Regions from separate parts of the Homo sapiens genome. Here all the other regions are linked to region 3. Evidence: chromatin loops called from intact Hi-C (ENCODE). Cell type or tissue: dorsolateral prefrontal cortex. All regions are shown on one strand. Each heading gives the region's core, and the rest is flanking DNA. Links, peaks and the distances in the headings are about the cores only.

Region 1 (4,679 bases), core at 475-4,474, 180 kb before region 3:
AATTATTATTATTATTTCATTATTTTTTGAGACACGATCTCTCTGTATCATCCAGGCTGGAGTGCAGTGGTGCAATCATGGCTCACTGCAGCCTCAAACTCCCAGGCTCAGGTGATCCTCCCACTTCAGCCTCCCAAGTAACTGGGCCTAGAGACATGCACTAACACACCTGGCTAATTTTTGTATATTTTGAAGAGACAGGGTTTCACCATGTTCCCCATGGCTAGTCTTGAACTCCTAAGCTCAAGCGATCCACCCGCCTCTGTCTCCCAAAGTTCTGGGATACAGGCGTGAGCCACCGTGCCTGGCCCCAAGAAAAATTCTTACCGTCCTTGTGATATTGGTGGATTTTGGTTATCTCTAAAATCAGATTTCTTCCTTTTGATTATAAGAAACAGTTTTAATGGATTCCACTTATTTTCCTTAAAAGTTATGTTAGCCAGGCGCGGTGGCTCATGCCTGTAATCCCAGCACTTTGGGAGGCCGAGGTGGGTGGATCACGAGGTCAGGAGATGAAGACCATCCTGGCCAACATGGTGAAACCCCGTCTCTACTAAAAATACAAAAAATTTAGTCGGGCGTGGTGGCAGGCGCCTGTAGTCCCAGCTACTTGGGAGGCTGAGGCAGGAGAATGGCGAGAACGTGGGAGGCAGAGCTTGCAGTGAGCTGAGATCGCACCACTGCACTCCAGCCTGGGTGACAGAGCGAGACTCTGTCTCAAAAAAAAAAAAGTTATGTTATGACAATACAACACATTGGCATAATGTCCCCTTAGAAGCATGGAAATCATCTGTGCTTTCCTTCATTCAGGTTTCTCCAGCTTGCACCTATAAATCTGAACCAGTCCTTTAGCTTTTAATGTTCTTCTTCCTCTTCCATCCTGGTCTATCCTTACATAAGAGAACTCCCACCAAAAATATCCTTACTTCTCCCAGGGACTCTCTACTTCTCAGAGAGTCCCAGTTTATATCTTACAGCAAAATGAAATAAATAGGAATTTGGGCATATTTTAAACTTTTTTTAAAATTTTAGTTTAAAATTATAATTTTTTTCTTTATTGTTCACAGTTAAGTAACAAGTAATTTTTTTTTGCACAAGCCCGCAGAAATACGTAACAGGTAATTTAAAGACTTAAATCAGCCGGGCGCAGTGGCTCATGCCTGTAATCCCAGCACTTTGGGAGGCCGAGGTCGGTGGATCACAAGGTCAGGAGTTCGAGACCAGCCTGGCCAATATGGTGAAATCCCATCTTTACTAAAAATACAAAAATTAGCCGGGCGTGGTGGCACACGCCTGTAGTCCCAGCTACTTGGGAGGCTGAGGCAGAAGAATCGCTTGAACCCAGGAAGTGGAGGTTGCAGTGAGCCAAGATCGCGCCACTGCACTCCAGCCTGGGCGATAGAGCAAGACTCCGTCTCAAAATAAATAAATAAATGAAGACTTAAAATCATAAGTGCTAGCTTTACAATATTAATTTTTAAAAGATAATAGCCAGCCATTGAGCATTATTGCCTTCCCTTGTGTGTGAAAAAAGAAAACATAACATGTAACTCTGAATAAATATAGAGTTAAAAAAATAATTTCAACTTCTGTTTTAGATTCTGGGGCTACATGTACAGATTTGTTACACAGATATATTGCACGATGCTGAGGTTTGGATTACGAATGATCCCCTCACCCAGGTAGTGAACATAGTACCCAATAGTTAGTGTTTTCAACCCTTGCCTTCCTCCCTCCATCTCCCCGCTAGTAGTCCCAGTGTCCGTTGTTGCCATCTTTATATCCATGAGTACCCAATGTTTATCTCATACTTGTAAGTGAGAACATGCAGTATTTAGCTTTCTGTTCCTGTGTTAATTTGCATAGGATAATCGCCTCCGGCTGCATCCATGTTGCTGCGAAGGACATGATTTTGTTCTTTTCTGTGGCCACATAGTATTCCATGGTGCATATGTACCACATTTTCTTTATCCAGTCCACCATTGATGGGCATCTAGGTTGAGTCCATGTCTCTGCTATTGTGAATAATGTTGCGATGAACATATGAGTGCATGTGTCTTTTTGGTAAAATGATTTTATTTTTAATATATACCCAGTAATGGGATTGCTGGGTTGAATGGTAGTTCTAAGTTATTTGAAAAATCTCCAAACTGCTTTCCATGGTGACTGAACCAATCTATATTCCCACCAACAGTGTATGAGCCTTCCCTTTTCTCCACAGCCTTGCCAGCATCTGTTTTTTACTTTTTAACAATATCCATTCTGACTGGTATGAGATGGGATCTCATTATGGTTTTGATTTATAGTTCTCTGATGATTAGCGATATTGAGCATTTTTTCATGTTTGTTGTCCACTTGTATGTCTTCTTTTGAGAAGTGTCTATTCATGTCTTTTGCCCACTTTGTAATGGGACTATTTGTTTTTTGCTTATTAAATTGCTTAAGCTCCTTATAGATTCCTGGATATTAGATTTTTGTTGGATGCGTAGTTTGCGATTATTTTCTCCTATTTGTAGGTTATCTATTTCTTCTGTTAATAGTTTCTTTTGTTGTGCAGAAGCTCTTTAGTTTAATTAGGTCCCACTTGTTGATTTTTGTTTTTATTGCAGTTGCTTTTGAGGACTTAGTCATAAATTCTTTCTGAAGGCCGACGTCCAGAATGGTGTTTACTAGGTTTTCTTTTAGGATTTCTATAGTTTGAGGTTTTATGTTTAAATCTTTAATCCATCTTGACTTAATTTTTGTATATGGTGAAAGGTAAAGGTCCAGTTTCATTCTCCTGCTATGACTGGCCAGCTATCCCGGCACCATTTATTGAATAGGGAGTCTTTTCCCCATTAATGCTGGTATTTTAAAAGGGCATGAAGATGTTGGCCTATAGTATGCCAACCTTTTCATTTCAGTTACTCCCCACCCCTCATAAAATACTTTGTTTACATTATGCCCTGTAGATGGCAGTACTTATATGAAAAATGTAAGTTTAGAAAGAGCTTTGAGAATGATTAGCAGGTGGGGTCTTTAATGAGAAAGGCTTAATTGACATGTTCTTTGTCAATTTTTTTCATTCACTGGATTTTTTTCAAACAATCACAAGCTTTCTTTATCACTCATGATGTTTCCATTGAGTTTTCTTTCACCATCGCCTGACCTCCCTAGACCCCACTTTTGTTTCAGAAATCACATGTTACACAATCATTTTCTCTTTAGAGGGCAGTGATTAGAAACTAGTTGATTACATATATGATAGGATCCTGTGTAAACTTCTGGGTACATATTTTTTTTCTCAAGAAGCTCGAGTGCCAGCCAGATGTCATTACTGTAAATTCTTTTTTTTTTTTTTTTTTTTGAGACCAAGTATCACTCTGTGGCCCAGGCTGGAGTGCAGTGGTGCAATCTCTGCTCACTGCAACCTCTGCCTCCCAGGTTCAAGCAATTCTCCTGCCTCAGCCTCTCTAGTGGCTGGGATTACAGGTATGCGCCATAACTCCTGGCTCATTTTTGTATTTTTAGTAGAAACGGGTTTCGCCATGTTGCCCAGGCTGGTCTCTAACTCCTGGACTCAAGCAATCCACCCGCCTTGGCCTCCCAAGGTATTGGGATTACAGGCGTGAGCCACCACGCCCAACCCATTACTGTAAATTCTGATAGAGATGGGGAAAGCAGTATCACATAGCTTTCAAATATGATTTCATTACAAATCTACAGTTATAGGGTCAATCAAGTATATCTTTGAGCGGGAGAAAGTAACTCATTCAGGAATATGAAAAGCTGTCTTGTTCTCCCTAAACATTGGGGATTTTGACTGTGGGATTCATTTAGTAAGTATTCATCGAGTACTTATATGTTAGGCACTGTGCTGGGTAGGTATCCTGCATTACAATTATGAAAGGACATAGTCCGTACTCTCAGATATGCCTTTTCAAGTTAGTGAAACCTGGTGATTCTTGTGAAAGAGGTATGTGGAAGATACGGTAAAAGCACAGAATAGGAATAGATGGTTATGGCAGATATTACCAATTAATTACAACACACTTTTCTTCCAAGTCTGCTGGTCTCAAACTCCTCCACAACACTTGAGAAGCTGGTATTGTTCAATCAAAGAAGACATGCAAGAAGCCTGTTGCCTAAACATGGCATGGTGGGAGTAGTGCCTAAGATACTACTGAGAAATGTTATGCAGTATGCCACCAACTGTGTAAAGACAGGAAAAGAGAACACACACACACACACACACACACACACACACACACACACACTTGCTTGTTGATGTCTAGTCTCTAGAAGGCTACTGAAGAAATGGATAATACTGGTTGCCTCTCGGGAGAACAGCTAGGTGGCTGGGGGATGGAGTGGGAGAGAAACTTTTTATTGAATATCATTTGGTTTCTTTTGGAGTTTGAGCCATGTGAATTTATTACCCATACAAAAATGAAGTTCAAGGTTTACTACCTTACATCACATTACCATGTCTGAGGAGAATATATACCAGTTGTCTTTTATTTGGTGGGTTTTTTAATCTACTAAACTCCTAATCATATACTAAATAGAATAAAAGTATTGCCAAGGATCATTTAAGTATCTTGTAACACTTTTTGTTTTGGTTATGGGAAATTACCAGTTTTTATTTTTCACGCTTCTCAACTAGTATATCCTGATAAACCTTGAGTGGCTGAGAGTGG
Region 2 (4,679 bases), core at 250-4,249, 200 kb before region 3:
GCCTACTTTCTTTAAACCTCATGAGCCAACCTCTGCCAACTTCCAGCTTTTCTTCTGCAGCTTTCTTGCCTCTCTCAAACTTCATAGAATTGAAGAGAGTTTAGGGCCTTGCTCTGGATTACGTTTTGGTGTAAGGGCATGTTGTGGCTGGTTTTGTCTTCTACCCAGGCCACAAAAACTTCATCTCAGCAATAGGCTGTTTTGCTTTCTTTATCGTTTGCGTGTTCACTGGCATAACACTTTAAATTTCCTTCAAGAACTTTTCCTGGTTGGGCACGGTGGCTCATTCCTATAGTCCTAGCTTGGAAAGCTGGTGGGAGGATCACTTCAGCCCAGGAGTTCAAGGCTGCAGTGAGCTGTGATTGCACAACTGCACTCCAGTCTGCAGAGTGAGATCCTGTCTCCTTAAAAAAAATAAAATAAAAATAAAGGAAAAAAACCTTTTTCTTTGCATACACAACTTGGGTAACTGGCACAAAAGGCCTAGCTTTTGACCTGTCTTGGCTTTCAACATGCCCTCCTCACTAATCATCTGTAGATTTTTATTTAAGGTAGGAAATGTGCAACTCTTCCTTTCACTTTTGAACACTTAGTGGTCATCACAGGGTTAATTGGCCTAATTTTGATATTATTATGTCTTGGGGAAAGGGAAGAGAGGGAGAGAGATGGAAGAACAGCTGATGGGTGGAGCAGTCAGAACACACACAACATTTATCGATTAGATTCTCCATCTTACGTGAGTGTGGTTCATGGCACCCCAAAACAATTACAGTAGTAACATCCAAGATCACAGATCACTATGACAGATATAATAATAATGAAAAATTGGAAATATTGTGAGAAGTACCAAAATGTGACATAAAGACAAGAAGTGCTGTTGGAAAAATGGTACTAATAGACTTGCTAAACACAGGACTGCCACCAATCTTCAATTTGTAAAAAATGAATATCTGTAAAGTAATGTGCAATAAAATAATGTATACCTGTATCATATTCCCTGTGCATCTGCTTAGTACACTTTAAAGACTGTTAATGGTGATGATGATAAAAGCCACACATTCTTTATTCATCACTTGTCAGAATGTTCATTTGTTTATTTTAGTGAGTCATCCTTCAAATAAGAGGAAAACAGCATGTTCTTTCAAAGAATACTGTCTGGGAAGCAAGGGTACTTCTCAGATCTAGGAGCAGGAGAATGAGAAAAGCTGAAATGACAAGCCCTGTATTATTTTTGAAGAAGAGTTGTATTTTTTATGGGTAGCCATTTGTAAACCAGCCTAAATAATGAAATTGTAGGAGTTTAGAATAATATCCCAGTACATTAGGTCAATTATGTGGTCAGAAGCCCCAAACAAATATTGAGTGTATTCTCATATTACGATTTTGTTTTCTGAAGTTAAATGGAATGATTTATATGCTTATCTTCTGTTGCATCTTAAAAAGATGTATTATTAGTAGACAAATGCAGAGGTTGTGTGGTTATATAAGTTATCTATTACTCTGACTTCTTAAGCAGCAGGGCAAGAATGGACATGTTTTTCTAAAATAAGACTTTTCTCCATCTTACATGGGTGTGGTTCCTGGCACCCCAAAACAAAGCTGGGGCCGGGTGTGGTGGCTCACGCCTATAATCTCAACACTTTGTGAGGCTGAGGTGGGTGGATCATCTGAGGCCAGGAGTTCGAGACCAGCCTGGCCAACATGGCGAAACTGCATCTCTACTAAAAATACAAAAATTATCTGGGTGTGGTGGTGCACACCTGTAATCCCAGCTACTTGGGTGGCTGAGGCAAGAGAATCGCTTGAACCCAGGAGGCAGAGGTTTCAGTGAGCCGAGATCGTGCCACTGCACTCCAGCCTGGGCGACAGAGCGAGACTCCCATCTCAAAACAAAACAAAGGTGGGTGTCTTGAGTGCCTTTTGAGTATAGGCCTTCAGACTTTCTGAGGATTGGGAAAGCATTTTTTTTTAACCTTAAAATATTTATTGAATAAAGAATGGCAAGATCAGAAAAATAAGCTCTGGTTAGGATTTGATGTGGGGCTTCATTCTCAGCTCTGTTGCTACCTCCTTTTATGATCTTCGGTGGTCTCTTTTCCTGTTCAAACCCCAGTTTCCTTATTTATAAGGAGATAATGAGGAGACCAGACTTAATATTCTCTAAAGATTCTTTCAGCTCTAAAAACTTAATGATTCAAGCAGGTTGCCTGTGAAGAACAATGCATTTCTTCCAAAAGAGGGTGCTGTGGTATTTCTCAGTACTTTAGCATCTTCTTGAAAGGAACTGAACAATGGTAGAATCTCAGCTTAATTTTGTGTCTTCAGACTCCCAACCTTTGAGAAATAGTGTCTAATTCCTTCCTTTATTTAGATGAGGCGATATAAACCAATTCCTGATGTTACTGACACTTAAGTAAGTTTCAAAGAAAAAAATAAAAAATACACATAATTTTACCAGGCAAATATAGACAGTTTTGTCAGATGTGGTGGCTCCCAGCACTGCAGGAGGATCACTTGAGGCTGGTAATTTGAAACCAGCCTAAGCAACAAAGTGACCGTGACTCAAAAAAAAAAATTAAAAATTATCTGGGAATGGTGGCGTCTGCCTATAGTCCTAGCTGTTTTGTTGGCTTGGAGGCGGAAGGATTGCTTGAGCCCAGGAATTCCAGGTTTCAGTGAGCTATGATTGAGCAATTATTTCACCACTGCACTCCAGCCCAGGTGACAGAGTAAGACTCTATCTCTCTTTTTTTTTTTCTTGGGGGGACAGGGTCTCACCCTGTCGCCCAGACTAGAATGCAGTGGCATGATCTCGGCTCACCACAGCCTCCACCTCCTGGGTTCAAGCAATTCTCCTGCCTCAGCCTCCTGAGTAGTTTGGATTACAGGTGCCCACCACCACGCCTGGCTAATTTTTGTATTTTTAGTAGAGACCGGGTTTCACCACGTTGGCCAGCCTGGTCTTGAACTCCTGACCTCAAATGATCCACCTGCCTCGGCCTCCCAAAGTGCTGGGATTATAGGCATGAGCCACCGCACCCAACCGTAAGACTCTAGCTTTAAATATAAATTACATATATGTATATATTTATATTTATATATAATATATAATATATTTATATAATACATTTATATTAGAGAGAGAGAAGGAGAGAGAGAGATAGTTTTAACATTTTGATGTATTTTCACTCTTATTCAACTTCTTCCCATAAAATTGAGAAAATATATAAATTATGTGTGCGTGTGTGTCATTTTATTTGTTTTTGTCTTTTTCCTTTCTGGGTTTTTTTTGTTGTTGTTGTTGTTTTGACAAGGTCTTGTTCTGTTGCCCAGGCTGGAATAGAGTGGCATGATCACAGCCCACTGCATTCTCAACCTCCTGGGCTCAAGCAATCCTCCCGCCTCAGCCCCCAAGTAGCTGGGACCAGAGGCACGTGCCACCACACCTGGCTAATTTTTTTATTTTTAGTAGAGATGAGGTCTCACTAGGTTGTCCACACTGGTATATCACATTTTATTTATCCATTCATCAGTTGAGTTGTTCCTACTTTTTGGCTATCATGAATAATACTACTGTATGAACATTTTTGTGCCTGTTTTTGTGTTGACATGTGTTTTTATTTCTCTTTAGTATATATGTAGGAGTAGAATTGTCAGTTCATATAGTAATTCTTCTATTAGGTTTTTGAGAAACTGTCAGACTTTTTTCTCCAAAGGGCTGTACCATTCTACATTCTCACCAGCAGTATATAAAGGATCTAATTTCTCCATATCCTTGCTAGCACTTGTTGTTAACTGTCTTTTTTATTATAGTCGTACTAATAGGTGTGAAGTGGTATCGTAAGTGATTTTTGACTCGTGTTTCTCTGATGGCTAATGATGTTGAGCATCTTTTAATATGCTTATTAGCCATTTGTGTATAGTCTATGGAGAAATGTCCATTCAGATCCTTTGCCTATTTTAAAATTGGATTGATTTTCTTTTATTATTGAATTGTAAGAGTTCTTTATGCATTTTGGATATTAGGTCCTTCTCAGATATATATTTGCAAAATTTTCCCCCCATTCTGTTTTTGGCTTCACTTTCTTGAAGATGACTTTTGAAGCACAAAAGTTTTTAATTGTGATGATGTCCAATCTATTTTTTTTCTTTCATAACTTGTCTTTTTGGTTTTGTACCTTAAGAAACCATTGTCTAGGGTGGGCGCAGTGGCTCACGCCTGTAATCCCAGCACTTTGGGAGGCCAAGGTGGGCAGATCACCTGAGGTCAGGAGTTCTAGACCAGCCTTGCCAACATGGTGAAACCCCATCTCTACTGAAAATACAAAAATTAACCTGGCGTGGTGGCAGGCACCTGTAATCCCAGCTATTTGGGAGGCTAAGGCAGGAGAATCACTTGAACCTGGGAGGCAAAGGTTGAAGTGAACCAAGATTGTGTCACTGCACTCCGGCCTGGGTGACAGAGCAAGACTCTGTCTCAAAAAAAAAAAAAAAAAGAAAAGAAACCATTGTTTAATCCAAAGTAACAATGATTTACATCTTTTTTTCTAGGAGTTTTATAGTTTTACATTTAGGTTTTTTTTCTCTTTGAGTTGATTTTTGTACTTGGTATGAGTCCAACTTCACTTTTTGGTATATGGATATCTAGTTGTCCTGGCACTATTTGTTGAAAAGACTAT
Region 3 (4,679 bases), core at 444-4,443:
AATTTTTAAATGCTACAGTGTAAAATAAGCATAATAAGTCCAACAAAGTTCTGATTTTTCTCACAATGACTACTTACGTTGTTTTAAGCAATCAGATGACTTCACTAAACATCTCCTGAGGTGTGCCTGCTCTGCTGGTGCCCTAACTGCATGCCCATCTGGCTCTTGGGTAACCTGCTGCGAGGGAAGGAGGAGGCCTGCACGTGTCACCCGTGGCCAAAATTACTGGCTCTCCCTTTTCGTGGCTTGTTGGCAGTAACCAAGTAATATTTATAGGTGTGTAGCATTGTTCATGGTCTGTTGTGTTCAGGGAGAAGTTGTTGGATCAGGAAGGTGGTAAAGGCTTAAGGCAGTTTCCCCTGCATGCCGCTGTATTTGCTATTTTGTCTTGGGTGTAAATTCATTCTGAGTTTAGTCAGGGTATGAGGATACTTAGCACTAGGGAACTTCCACACAAGAGCCTGGTACTTGGCAGGGGATGAGACATAAATGATATGAGGCCCTTGTTCTTTGGCACTGAAATTAGGTGAGGAGCTCATGATCCTTCTCAGAGGGGGCCTAAGCTGTATCCACCAACGGAAACCACATGGAGAGGTAGATCCTTTCCCCCCTACGGTCTAAGGTCTTGGGAATCATTTAGGAAAAAGGAAAACAGAATCAGAGCTGCTAAGAGATAGATTCATATTACAGAGTAAGGATTTAGGAAGCTTGTTCCTGAGCCCTTTCTTGTAAGTGCTAAAATAATGCCTTTCTCAGACTTCCTTTTAGAGCCTCTATTATCTGGAGTAAAACACCGGAGTGCTTGGATGAGTATTAGAAATTGAGATTTGTCTCTGAGGCTATTAGTGGGGAACGGTACCACAAAAATATAGTTTCTGAAAGTTTTTCTTAGGTTGATTTTTTTTTTTTTTTTTTTTTGAGACAGGATCTCACCCTGTCACCCACGATGGCGTGCAGTAGCACGATTATTGCTCACTGAAGTCTTGACCTTCTGGGCCCAAGCAATCTTCCTGCCTTAGCCTCCCATGCAGCTGGGATTACAGACATGTGCTACCACACCTGGCTAATTTTTGTATTTTTAGTAGACATGGGGTTTCGCCATGTTCCTGGCCTCCAACTCCTGATCTCAGGTGATCCACCTGCCTCAGCTTCCCAAAGTGCTGGGATTATAGGCGTAAGCCACCACACCTAGCCTGGCCAGGTTTGTTTGTTTATTTATTTATTTATTTTGACACAGAGTCTCGCTCTGCTCCCCAGGCTAGAGTGCAGTGGTGTGATCTTGGCTCACTGCAACCTCCGCTTCCTGGGTTCCAGTGATTCTCATGTCTCAGCCTCCCTAGTAACTGGGACTACAGGCGCCTATCACCACGTCTAGCTTATTTTTGTATTATTTGTAGAGATGGGGGGTTTTGCCATGTTGGTCTTGAACTCCTGACCTCAAGTGATCCATCCACCTTGGCCTCCCAAAATCTGGGATTACAGGCGTGAGCCACCGTGCTCAGCCTATTTTTTTCTTTTCTTTTCTTTTTTTTTTTTTTTTTTTTTTTTTTTTTGAGATGTTGTCTCACTCTGTTGCCAAGCTGGAGTGCAGTGGCGTGATCTCGGCTCACTGCCATCTCCGCCTCCCAGGTTCAAGTGGCTCTCCTACTTCAGCCTCCTGAGTAGCTGGGATTACAGGCACGCACCATCATTCCCGGCTAATTTTTGTATTTTTAGTAGGGACAAGGTTTCACAAGGTTGGCCAGGATGGTCTCGATCTCCTGACTTCGTGATCTGCCTGCCTCAGCCTCTCAGAGTGTTGGGATTACAGGTGTGAGCCACGGTTGCTCGGCCTATTTTTAACCACTGAAAGCAAATGAGAAACAGAGTGAGAAGGATCACAAATAGAAGCCATGAGCAGAAAAAAAGGGAGAAATTGGCCTGGAACATTTTTTCTTTGTTACCAGGTGTCAGCTGTCAGAGTCCAGTCCCATGACTGTGACACAATCCATTTGGATAAGCCACTTAGCTTGGCTTAGGAATATTCATCATTTCTTATATCCCAGGGCTGTTCATAGGCTAACGTGTAGTGATTATTTGGCCAAAAACACTGATATTTTCAGAAAGTGAAGCAGATTAATGCATCACCAAATCTTTAAATGCTAATATTTGAAAATTGGGCCAGTTTGGAGGAGTGTGAGAAAAGAGGGAATGGGGTGCCCCTGTACTCATTGATTGAAACTCAAGAAGCTAGGTGGAAATGGGTGAGGTTGACAGCACAGGTATGGGTTTTGCTAGAAATCTAAATGAACATCATGAATAGAGAGTAGGGAAGCACACAGATAACCCAGTCTCGATGTTGGCTCTTCCGCCTTTAGGGATCAGGTTCATCTCCAGGTTGCCAGGGCATCAGGAAAGCACCTCGCTGGATTTCAGGGCAGGAGGAGGGGAGTCACAGGGTAAAGGGAAGAGGCTACACACAGAGCAGGAGCAGGGGCTATGGGAGTTAGGGAGGGAGCCGAGGGGGAATTTTCCCTTCACAAATGGCAGGGCAGAACACCAACATGAGGAACACAGTATATGCATGGTGCTGTCTGCAGTGACATCTTCTGGCCATTTGTGGAAGAAGTTTTCTCTGAGGCATCACCGATTCTTGAGAAGAGGAATTTAGGAATGTTGAGTTGAGGAGGTACACCGAGACTGGATATGAAGTTGTGATTGTGGTACATCACTTAACACAGTCCCAAAGGAAAGACCCCCACTTTATCTGTGAGTGTTAGTTTTCCTTCAGTGCCTGTTGCCAGTCAGCTCAGTGCATCCTGCTATTGACACGATACCCGGACCATCCTCTTCCTTCCATCTTCACTGTCCCCACGGTAGTGCGGGCTGAGTTGTACCATGGTAGCTTCTTGGTACTTTTTGTTATTGTTGTTGTTTTGAGATGGAGTCTTGCTCTGTTGCCCAGGCTGGAGTGCAATGGTGTGATCTCGGCTCACTGCAACCTCTGCCTCCCAGGTTCAAGTGATTCTCCTGCCTCAGCCTCACCAGTAGCTGGGATTACAGGCACCTGCCACCACACTCAGCTAATTTTTGTATTTTTAGTAGAGACGCAGTTTCACCATGTTGGCCAGACTGGTCTCGAACTCCTGAACTCAGGCAACCCACCCTCCTTGGCCTCCCAAAGTGCTGGGATTACAGGCGCAAGCCTGGCAAAAATGAATTATTTTTAAAGTTGAAACAGAATACCTTCCTGTGATTAAAAAAAACCAAGCAGTCTAAAAATATTACAATTATACAATTAAATCTCTCTTTTGTTTCTTTTTCTTTTTTTTTTTTTTTTTGACTTGTTGCCCAGGCTGGAGTGCAATGGCGCGATCTCGGCTCACTGCAACCTCCGCCTCCTGGGTTCAAGCAATTCTCCTGCTTCAGCCTCCCAAGTAGCTGGGATTACAGGCATGTGCCACCACGCCTGGCTAATTTTTGTATTTTTAGTAGAGACGGGGTTTTACCATGTTGGTCAGCCTGGTCTCAAGCTCCTGACCTCAGGTGATCCACTCACCTCGGCCTCCCAAAGTGCTGGAATTACAGGCATGAGCCACCGTGCCCAGCCTAAATCTCTTTTCACTGAGGCTTCTAATATGCATTTTCATTATATCATTTCCTGTAACAGAGCCTCTGTTGACCTTCCATGGGCTGCAGGAAACGGTCTGAATTCCTCAGCTGCATTTAAAGTCCTCCAGAGTCAGACTCTACCCTGCCCAGCCACTCCTCATCACCATTTCCCCCGAGCACCAACACTGTGCCAGCTGCTCTGGCCTTCATGCAGGCCTCTCCCTGCCTGTCCTAGGACCACCTTCTTTCAGCTTCCTTGCCAGGACCCACCCTTTCCAAAACTCCTTTTCTGTCTTCCTCTTCTTGGAGCCCTCTGCCCTCTTCTAAATCCTGCTAGCTTTTACAGCTTGCCTTGAATATTGGGCCACATATTGTCTTATACTGCTTAGTTATTGCTTGTGTCCCTAGTTAAACACAGAATAGTGTTGGGTGGGGCAGGGGCTGCTGGGTGGGGAGGAGACATTCATTTCTTCTGTGTCTCTCTTACCCTGGGCTTCCCTTGCCATTGATTCAGGCATGAGTATCCCCTTTGCTTCATACCTGTCATAATTTTTCTTGGACCCTCCTCCTCTGTTAATACCTCACTTTGCATGCAATCGATTTCATTCTTTTCTATCTAGAAATTATCTCAAGAGGCCATCGGGTCCAGCTTCTGCTTTCAGGCAAGTAAAGTGTTACCATTCCCATTTTACAAAGGATGCAGACACTCTGAAATAAAGGCTATTAGGAGGATGGGGGCACATCAGAGCCACCATATCCCATCCTATCCTAGAGGAATTGAATGTGAGTAGAAGTGAACAGATTATAAATAGACCTAGATAGTGTCCTCCTTCTCTTCTTTTCTTTTCTGTTGCCTGAGAGTAACCTCTGGGGTGGAGCCCAGGGTAGAGGAGGAAGGCTCCTTTTCAAACCTTCAGTTAAGGAGTTAAGGAGATAGGTGATGTCCTGGAGGCTTGCTTAGTCCAGTTCCCCAGGGCAAGATATCTAACAGGAAATTGGGGCAGAAGCTCTAGTTTAGAGGAATAGATGAGCATTTGCCTGGAGTATTCCCCATGTTAGAAATGTACTGGGGACATAGAATGGTGGGA
Region 4 (4,679 bases), core at 456-4,455, 270 kb before region 3:
CTTTGTATGTACAAATTTCCTCTTATAAGGACACCCATCAGATTTGATTAGGGCCCATCCTTATGACCTTATTTTACCTTAATTACCTCTTTAAAGGCCTATCTCCAAATACAGTCACATTCTGAAATACTATGGGCTGAGACTTCAACATATGAATTTGGTGAGTGGACACAAGTCAGTCCGTAATACCGTTCATTGTAAATATGCGTTAATAAAACTATATTATATTCAGCATTTTAAATTATTTTGTGTTAGGAACATTAGAAACATCTAGTTGACAAATAGCTGGATCTGCCTTCAATGTTGCTTTCTAAAGCTTGCTTATAATTTGAGAATATGAGGTATAAACCAAGGAATAATTATTAAAGGAATAAATTATTAAATAATTATTAAATTATTAAATCTACTTAAAAAAATTTTGCCAACTGACCTCCATAAACACCTAAAATGAGCATTATAAAAGTTATTTTAGGCTTATATGTTTTCCCCAAATAGTACTGTTGTTCAAAACAAAGTAAATTAGATGACACCCTCTAATGTAGCGGCTTTCAACTGTGGCTGCTGGTTAGAATACTTGGGAAGTGTTTAAAACTGCTACCTGGACCTCAGCCACTAAAGATATTGATTTTTTTTTTTTAGACGGAGTCTCCCTCTGTCGCTCAGGCTGGAGTACAGTGGTGCCATCTGGGCTCACTGCACCCTCTGTCTCCTGGGTTCACATGAGTCTCCTGCCTCAGCCTCCCGAGTGGCTGGGACTACAGGTGCATACCACCATGCCTGGCTAATTTTTGTATTTTTTGTAGAGACGGGGTTTTACCATGTTGGCTAGGCTGGTGTCGAACTCCTGACCAAAAGTGATCCACCCACCTCAGCCTCCCGAAGTGCTGGGATTACAGGCATGAGCCGCCATGCCCGGCCAAAGATACTGATTTTTCATACAAGTCCTTTTGGTTTTGTTGTTAAAATTAGAGATAGGGTCTCACTGTGTTGCTCAGGCTGGTCTTGAGCTCCTGGGCTCAAGTGATTCTCCTGCCTTGGCCTCCTAAGGTTCTGGGATTACAGGTGTGAGCCACCGTGCCCAGGAATATTTTGATTTTTCAACTATAGTTTTATTGCAGTATATTTGACATACAGTAAACAGCAGATATTTAAAGTGTACAACTTTATGAGTTTTGTCATATGTATATACCTGTGGAACTGTCACTGCAATCAAGATAATGAACATATGGATCACCCCCAAAAGTTTCCTCATGCCATTTTGTAATGACTCCCTTGCCCTGCCATCCCCAGGCAACCACTATGGAATCATACAATATATACTTTTTTTTTTGGTCTGATTTGTTTTATTCAGCATAATCATTTTGAGATTTCATCCTTGTTTTGTGTCTCAATCATTCTTTCATTTTTATAATTGAGTAGTATTCCATTGTGTGACTATTTTACAATTTGTACATTTGTTGATGGACATTTAGGTTATTTCCAGTTTGGTGCTGTTATAAATAAAGCTGATTAGAACAGTCTTGAACAAGTCTTTGTGCTTTTGTTATTGTTTCCTAGGGCTGCCCTAACAAATTACCACAAACTGGGTAGCTTCAAATGACAGATATTTACTCTCTCACAATTCTGGAGGCTAGAAATCTGAAATCAAGATGTTGGCAAGGTCATGCTCCTTTTGAAGGATCCAGGGAAGAATCCTTCCTTCTCTTTCCTACCTTCAGAAGCCAGATCCTGGCAATTGATGGTGTTCCTTGGCTTTTAGCTGCATCACTCCATTCTCTGCGTCTGTCTTCATGTGGCCTTTGTGTGTGTGTATCTCTGTGTGCCATCTCTTCCTCTTATAAGGCTACAAGTTATGGGATTTAGAGCCCACCCTAATCTAGCATGACCTTGTCTTATTTCATTTACAAAGACCCTCTTTCTACATTCACATTCTGTGTTTCCTGCTAGACATAAATTTTGAGGTTACACTATTCAACCTACTACAGCTTTTTTTTTCTCTTGGGTAACTCTCTTAGGACTGGAATGGTTTGGTCTTATGGTAGATGTCTTATGGTAGATATGTGTGTGTGTGTGTCGCTTTTTCAGAAACTGCCCAACTGTTTTCCAGAGTGGTTGTACCATTTTACATTTCCACCAGCAGAGTATGAGGGCTATAGTAGCCCCACATCCTGGCTGATGCTTAGTATGGTTAAGGTTAGTCTCTTTACTGTTCTAATAGGTATGAAGTGGTATCTCATTGTGATTTTAATTTAGATTTTCCTAATGACTAATGTTGTTGAGCATCTTTTTATATGCTTAATTGCCATCCATATATCTTTGGTATAATATTTATTTGTTCAGATTTTTTGCCTATTTTAAAAATTGGATTGTTTCATTATTGAGTTGTAAGAACTGTTTCTATATTCTAGATACAAGTCCTAAGTCCAATATATTTTACAAATATTTTCTGTCAGTCTGTGGTTGACTTTCATTTCATAACATGGAGATTCTGATTTAATTGCTTTGGCTTGGTGGGGTCCAGGTATTAGGATTTTCAAAAGCTTCCAGGTGATTTTAAAGTGCAGCTAGAATCAAGGACAATTGCTTCTAATGTGAGATTTTGAGGAAACTTAAAGTATGGCAGCTTCTTTTCTGTTGAATAGTTTTGGGAGAAAAATCTCAGTTATTATATAAGGTAATTTTTTAGCTTTTCTGTTTTAAACATTTGTTTACTGTAATTAGACAACATAGCCAGCAGATGGCAATAATGTAACATATAAAAATTATTCTAGGTATGACCAAGTCCATCAGGTTAAAGGATTTGTTGAACTTTTTAAAATATTAAACTGAAAGATATCTGTCATTTCTGTGTAAGTCAGATTAGTGATAGTAGGTAGAGAAAAGAGTGGTATATGTGAATTTTAAGTGAACAAAGCAGAATTCCAAATAATTTGCATCTACTGATTTAACTACTGACACTAATTGAGTGGGCATCAGTGAAGGTCAAAAAGTGAATTTGGAGCTATGCGCATAGTGTTACTTTAATGTTAATTAGGTTTTTTTCTTATTTTCCTTCCTTCTTTTTCTTTTTTTTTTTGTTTTTGTTTGTTTGTTTTGTTTTGTTTTTTGAGACAAGTTCTTACTATTCACCCAGGCTGGAATACAGTGGCATGATCATAACTCACTGCAGCCTTGAACTCCTGGGCTGAAGTAATCCTCCTGCCTCATCCTCCTGGGTAGCTAGGATTCAGGTGTGTACCATCACATCTGGCTAATTTTTTTATTTTAATTTTTTCTGTAGAGACGGGGTCTCACTATGTTGCCTAGGCTGGTCTTGAACTCCTGGCTTCTAGTGGTCCTCCCACCTTGGCCTCCCAAAGTGCTGAGATTTCAGGTGTGAGCTACTATGCCTAGACATGGTTCTTGATAATAACATTAAATTACAGTCAGATTTTTTATATTCAACTACAAAGATAATAATTCTTTAATATTTTCATTAGAGAAAATTTCAAACATAATCAAAAAGAGACTAACATAATGGACCCCCATCCTCCATGATTATTAACTCATGACCACTTTTTTTTTGACAGGGTCTTGCTCTGTCACCTAAGCTGGAGTGCAGTGGCACAATCACGGCTCACTGCAGCTGAGACCTCCTGGGCTCAAGTGATCCTCCCACCTCAGCCTCATGAGTAGCTGGGACTACAGGCATGTGGCACAACACCTGGGCAATTTTTTTTTTTTAAGACGGAGTGTTGCTGTTGTTGCCCAGGCTGGAGTGCAATGGCACGATTTCGGCTCACTGCAACCTCTGCCTCCTGGGTTCAAACGATTCTCCTGCCTCAGCCTCCTGAGTAGCTGGGATTACAGGTGCCTGCAACCACGCCCAGCTAATTTTTGTATTTTTAGTGGAGACAGGGTTTCACCATGTTGGCCAGGCTGGTCTTGAACTCCTGACCTCAGCTGATCCATCCGCCTCGGCCTCCTAAAGTGCTGGGATTACAGGCGTGAGCCACCGCGCCCAGCCTTAATTTATTATCTTATGTAGAGATGGAGTCTCATTATGTTGCCAAGGCTGGTGTTGAACTCCTGGGCTCAAGCATTCCTCCCACCTCAGCCTCCCAAAGTGCTGGGATAATAAGTGTGAGCCACCACACCTGGAAGCTCATCCTGTAAATTATAAATTCATTGCTTTTTTTTTTTTTTTTTTCCAAGAGATGACGCCTTGCTCTTTTGCCCAAGCTGGGGTGCAATGGTGTGATCATAGCTCACTGCAGCAATGAACTCCTGGGCTGGAGCAATCCTCCCACCTCAACTTCCCAAGTAGCTAGGACTTACAGGTGCATGCCACCCTGCCCTGCTAATTTTTAAATTAAAAAAAAAAAAATTTTAGATAGGGTAGAGATGGCATTGGGCTTGGTGGCTCACACCTGTAATCCTAGCACTTTGGGAGGCCGAGGTGGGTGGATTGCCTGAGCTCAGAAGTTTGAGACTAGCCTGGACAACATGGCAAAACCCGTTCTCTAATAAAAATACAAAAAATTAGCTGGGCATAGTGGCTCATGCCTGTAGTCCTAGCTACTCGGGAGGCTGAGGCAGGAGAATTGCTTGAACCCAGGAAGCTGAGGTTGCAGTGAGCTGAGATCGCGCCACTGCATTCCAGCAGCCTAGGTGACAGAGTGAGACTCTTGTCTCAAAAA

Evidence for each region. Hi-C counts contacts between places; a loop is a spot of excess contacts. Peaks named below come from ENCODE experiments on the same cell type or tissue, not always from the same donor. Only the 100,000 strongest peaks of a DNase experiment are listed, where the experiment ranks them.
Region 1: it touches region 3 in a loop (5-fold over the local background); 51 of 110 quality-filtered maps call a loop at or near these places.
Region 2: a loop joins it to region 3, with 5 times the contacts of the local background. A loop is called at or near these places in 95 of 110 quality-filtered maps.
Region 4: a loop joins it to region 3, with 9 times the contacts of the local background. A loop is called at or near these places in 102 of 110 quality-filtered maps.

The regions. Positions count from the first base shown.
Region 1 is chr14:35,226,725-35,231,403 of GRCh38, forward strand. All of the region lies in intron 5 of PRORP (protein only RNase P catalytic subunit), which reads left to right. All of the region lies in intron 5 of PRORP-PSMA6 (PRORP-PSMA6 readthrough), which reads left to right. Among named protein-coding and RNA genes, the nearest start is that of PSMA6, 63 kb to the right of the region's middle. In dorsolateral prefrontal cortex, for the core only: a CTCF peak has its summit at 2,938 (motif pointing right); no DNase peak of the experiment used is centred there.
Region 2 is chr14:35,213,022-35,217,700 of GRCh38, forward strand. All of the region lies in intron 5 of PRORP (protein only RNase P catalytic subunit), which reads left to right. The region is part of intron 5 of PRORP-PSMA6 (PRORP-PSMA6 readthrough); the gene reads left to right. Among named protein-coding and RNA genes, the nearest start is that of PSMA6, 77 kb to the right of the region's middle. In dorsolateral prefrontal cortex, for the core only: a CTCF peak has its summit at 2,258 (motif pointing right); no DNase peak of the experiment used is centred there.
Region 3 is chr14:35,410,861-35,415,539 of GRCh38, forward strand. No RefSeq gene overlaps it. Among named protein-coding and RNA genes, the nearest start is that of NFKBIA, 8.5 kb to the left of the region's middle. In dorsolateral prefrontal cortex, for the core only: CTCF peaks have their summits at 2,583 (motif pointing left) and 2,785; a DNase peak (open chromatin) is centred at 2,561; H3K4me3 peaks cover 795 bases; H3K27ac peaks cover 610 bases.
Region 4 is chr14:35,138,173-35,142,851 of GRCh38, forward strand. All of the region lies in intron 4 of PRORP (protein only RNase P catalytic subunit), which reads left to right. All of the region lies in intron 4 of PRORP-PSMA6 (PRORP-PSMA6 readthrough), which reads left to right. Among named protein-coding and RNA genes, the nearest start is that of PRORP, 18 kb to the left of the region's middle. In dorsolateral prefrontal cortex, for the core only: a CTCF peak has its summit at 2,769 (motif pointing right); no DNase peak of the experiment used is centred there.